Linked DNA regions of Homo sapiens: region 2 is linked to region 1. Evidence: read pairs that join two places in POLR2A ChIA-PET (ENCODE). Cell type or tissue: GM12878. All regions are shown on one strand. Region 1 has its middle 49 kb from the start of MIR4790. Region 2 overlaps ARL8B (ARF like GTPase 8B).

Evidence for each region. ChIA-PET counts read pairs that join two places held together with the same protein. Peaks named below come from ENCODE experiments on the same cell type or tissue, not always from the same donor. Only the 100,000 strongest peaks of a DNase experiment are listed, where the experiment ranks them.
Region 2: POLR2A ChIA-PET joins it to region 1 with 5 read pairs; 1 of 35 experiments calls an interaction of 5 or more read pairs at or near these places.

The regions. Positions count from the first base shown.
Region 1 is chr3:5,297,603-5,300,102 of GRCh38, reverse strand. No RefSeq gene overlaps it. Among named protein-coding and RNA genes, the nearest start is that of MIR4790, 49 kb to the right of the region's middle. In GM12878, no CTCF peak of the experiment used is centred here; a DNase peak (open chromatin) is centred at 1,452.
Region 2 is chr3:5,150,482-5,152,981 of GRCh38, reverse strand. The region is part of intron 1 of ARL8B (ARF like GTPase 8B); the gene reads right to left. Among named protein-coding and RNA genes, the nearest start is that of ARL8B, 29 kb to the right of the region's middle. In GM12878, no CTCF peak of the experiment used is centred here; a DNase peak (open chromatin) is centred at 1,166.

The sequences.
Region 1 (2,500 bases):
ATCATGAGAAGCCTCAGTTTTCCTAGGGCTATGACAACAAAATACCACAGACTGCGTGGCTTAAACAACAGAAATGTATTTATTTCCTCACTATTCTGGAGGATAGATTGTCCAAGATCAAGGCATCAGCAGGGTTAGTTTCTCCTGGGGTCTCTCTCCTTGGCTTGCTTAGGCTTGGCTTAGGCTACTCCTAAAATCTGAAGCCCATTCTTTCTGAGACAGCCAAGTCTAAAGGGGTCCCCAGAGAAACTCCGACCAGCCTACACACCAGGAGAACAGGGTGGAGCCACAGAAGTTCACACCCTTTGCAGCGGGAAGGAGCCTGGCCTCTCTTGTTGGGGATGGAAACTGGGATTCAATCTGTCAGATGGAAACCAGCTAGCAGGACTCTTGCTTTGCTGAAAGTCCCTGTTTCCCTTTTTTTTTCCTTTTCACCAATAAATTCCATTTTTCTCACCCTTCAAATTGTCTGAGAGCCTAATCTCTCATGGCCATGTGACAAGAACCCGACTTTTAGCTGAACTAAGGAGAAAGTCCTACAACATTTCCTTGACCAGGGGAATTTTTTAATTCCTAGTTCAAGCCATCACAAGATTCAGCATGAAGCTCTTCTTTCTGCTAATCCCCCTCAGACCTTATAGGCCAGCCTTATTCCAAAAACCAAGGTTCTACCCTGTCAGGTTGATTTTATCACTGAACCTCTGCCGTGATAATATCCCTAATCCCTCTACAGACCTGCTTGCTTTGATCTTTCCGCTGATCAGCACCACCAGCTCACTCATCAGGCCTTTGATGTCTCTATATTGCAAACGCATTTCACTAGACTTGGAAGCAGAAAAGCAAAATCAGTAGAAACACAGAGTAACAAAGTTGTCAGGAACACATGTAACTTCACACATCTGCACTGGCCTTAAATTATTGATTTGGTTAGGTTATTATTCACACATTTTAGCTTGAGTACTTATGCTGTTCTTGCTGGGTTTTATGGCTCAGGGAATATATTTAGAATTAAAACATCCTGTCCCAGAACACTAAAATTCCTAAAACTAAAAATGTAGAAGTTAGCATATGATAAGAATCGTTGGGAATTGAGATGCAGTGAAGACCATAGACTTTGGTCTTCAGAGCTCCCTTTATTCTGTATTACATCAGAATTGTCAATCATCCATGGGGGGAAAAAGCCCAGCTGATTTATCTAGGACCTAACCAAAAAGTTGTGAAAATTCTATTTTCTTTATGCTCTATGATAAATGTGATAGAGAATAAAGGGAGAATAGGAATCATAAGAAAAGATAGAAAGGTAGGTACAGAGGTTGCAGTGTTGGCAGAATCGTGACCAGCCCTAAGCATATGATATGTATGAACTGATGGAGCTTGAGAGCTCTTTGAATGACAAAAGTGGCTTCTAAATAGCAAGAGAACAGAGATCGTTTCTTTTCACTTATGAATCATCACTACCTAGACTTCTACTTCCTCATTTTGAGTGTTCAGTTATAGCACTTGAGCGAGATTTTCTTTGTCTTTGCAACTAATCCTATAACTTAAATAGTCTATTACCAGGTAGTGGTAATCTACCACAGACATGACATCAAAGCTCACCTCTTATTTAGGACATGAGATTACATGTTAGCTCTTTGTTAAGTCCATCTGCTTTGACATGCAATTAAATGGATATAGATATATGTATATATATTCAAATGCATATTCAAATATACATTTCATACATGCATCAAATTTTGATGAAGCATCTATTCAACTACTATTTATAAAGCAACTCCAAAGTTAATATACTCTAACGTATATGTTGGTAAGTTTTCTTTATGCTCTTGCTCTTTCATTAAAACATTCCTTTTAACTCACCCTGATCCACAGCCCAGAGTGGGAACCTCAGACCCCTACACATCACTGGAGGCTTGAAGATAGCTTCAAGAACACGAGAGCTCCTTCTCTTTGCTCCTGGTTTGCACTACCAAGTCTCATTTACAAGTGAACTTTTCACCTTTCTAAGCAGTTTGAGTTCATCAAAGGAAAATCCCTACTTTGTAGTTCCAGCACACATCTGAGCAGCAGCCAGAAGGTTCTTCCCACTCCCTCCAGCTCTCTCCTATAATACACACTAGGGTTTTCCCTCTGGAGCTGAAATAAAACAGCTCTCTCTTTACTCCAGCTCTTCTTTATCCAAATCAGGAAGTAGTGTTGCTGCATCTTATTATTTTCATTGCAGCTAGCCCTTATTCCAGTCCCAGTATCTTCTCCATTTCCCTTCCTCAAAAGGTGGTTAAACTGGAACATAATACTGAAGTGAGTTATCAGCTCAGGGCCTTTGGTTTAATTTAAATCCTATTTTAAATACAAAATACTTCAATTAATGGTAACGAATCCCTTTAAAAAGAATCAAGGCTGGGCAGCATGGTGGCTGACACCTGTAATCCCAGCACTTTGGGAAGCCGAGGTGGGCACACATGTAATTCCAGCTACCCGGGAGGCTGAGACATGAGAA
Region 2 (2,500 bases), 150 kb after region 1:
AACCAAAGGCACTGAACAGAAAACAAATAATTAAATGATTATTTGAACTAAATACTATGTTTAAACTAAGTCTTAAATATCAATAATTACATTAAAAGGCAATGGTCTAAACACATCAATGAAAAGACAGAAACTGTCAAAATGTATTTTTTTAAAAAGACCCAACCATATGTTGTCTTCAATAAACCCAGATTTTGTCTAGGCACAGTGGCTCATGCCTGTAATTCCAGCACTTTCAGAGGCCTAGGAAGGAGGATCACTTGAGGCTAGCAGTTCGAGACCAGCCTGAGCAACCTAGCAAGACTCTATCTCTACAAAAAATTTAAAAATTAGCTAGGTGTGGCGGCACGCGCCCTTAGTCCCAAGCTACTCAAATGGCTGAGGTGGGAGGATTGTTTAAGTCCAGGAGTTGGAGGTGGCAGTGAGCCTTGATCACATCACTGAATTCCAGCCTGGCAACAGAGCAAGAAGAAAGAAAAGAGGAAAGAAGAGAAACCCACTTTAATATAATTTAGGGAGAGGTAAGTTAGAAGTAAAAAGATAGAAAGACAAACACCATGCAACCACTTATCACAGAAAGCTGAAATAATTATTTTAATATCAGAAGAAAAAGCCGACTTCAAAGCAAGAAAATATACCAAGGATAAAGAGGGACATTACATAATAAAAGGATGAATTCACCAAGAAGAAGGTATAACATCCTAAATGAGTATGCACCTAACAAAACTTCAAAACACATAAAGCAAAAATTGATAGAATTGAAATAAACCCACAATTATAATTAGAGATTTCAACATTCCTCTCATGTTAATTGATAGGGAGAAAACCAGCAAGGATGTAGAACTTACCACAACAACCAACTGGATCTACCTCACAGTTACAGAACATTTCATTAAAAAAGAATACACATTCTTTTCAAATGCACATGGGAACATTCACTCAACCATATTCTGAGCCACAAATCAAAGCTTTGCCTGGGCACAATGGCTCATGCCTACAGTCTCGATACTTTGGGAGGCCAAGGTGGGAGGATTCAAGACTGGCCTAAGTTACATGGCAAGACTCGGTCTCTACAAAAAAATTATAAAAATTAGCCAGACGTGGTCGTGTGAGCCTGTGGTCCCAGGTACTCAAGAGGCTGAGGCTGACGTGGGTGGACTGCTTGAGCCTGGGAGGTTGAGGGTGCAGCCAGCCGTGATCACACACCACTGCAGCCCAGCCTGGAGGAAGACAGCAAGATCCTATCTCCAAGGGGGGGGGTGGGGGGAGAAAAGCTTCACAAATGTAAAAGGATTCAAGTCATACAAAAATCATACAAAGTATGTTCTTTCACCATAATGGAATTAAACTAGAAATAATTAATATAAAGCTATCTGGAAACAACCAAATACTTGGCTATATAATCTATTGGTCACAGAAGGAAGCCTCAAGGGAAAATAAAAACATGTTGAACTAAATGAGAAACATGTCAGAATTTGTATAATGCAGCTAATCAGTGCTCAGAAGAAAATTTATAGACTCAAATGCTTATATATTTTAGAGACAGGGTCTTGCTCTGTCGCCCAGGCTGGAGGGCAGTGACATAATCATAGCTCACTGCAGCCTCAGACTCCTGAGTTCAAGCAATTCTTCTACCTCATCCTCCCAAGTAGCTGGGACTACAGGCACACTTCACTATGCCCAGCTTCAAATGCTTATATTAGAAAAGAAGAAATGTCTCAAATTAACAATCTAAGCCCCCCATTTAAGAAATTAGAAAAAGAGCAAAATAAATCCAAAACAAGCAGAGGGCAATGGTAAGAGCAGTAAATAATACTGAACACAGAAAAACTTTGAAGCAAATCAATGAAACCAAAAGATCCTGATTCTCTAAAAAGATAATTAAAATTGATAAACAAAGGAAAATAAATAAAAATCACCAATATCAGTAAGGACATCACTACAGACTCCACCGACATTAAAAAAGATAAATAAGAGAATACTATAAACACGCTATGCTCATAAATTCAACAACTTTGATGAAATGAACCTATTTCTTGAAAATCACAAACTACCAAACACACTGGAAGAAAAAACGGCCCTCTCTCTACTGAAGAAATTGAATCACTAACTTCAAAGCTTCTTAAAAAGAAATCCCGGGACTAGAATTATTTTCCTGCTGAATTCTACCAACTATTTTATTTTATTTTATTTTATTTTGAGACAGAGTCTCACTCTATCACCCATGGTGGAGTGCAGTGGAGCAATCCTGGCTCACTGCAAGCTTCCCCTCCCGGGTTCAAGTGATTCTCCTGCCTCAGCCTCCTGAGTAGCTGGGATTACAGGCATGTGCCACCACGCCCAGCTAAGTTTTGTATTTTTAGTAGAGACAGGGTTTCACCATGTTGGCCAGGCTGGTCTTGAACTCCTGACCTCAAGTGATCTGCCCACCTTGGCCTACCAAAGTGCTGGGATTACAGATGTGAGCCACCATGCCTGGCTCCAAACTTTATTTATTTAT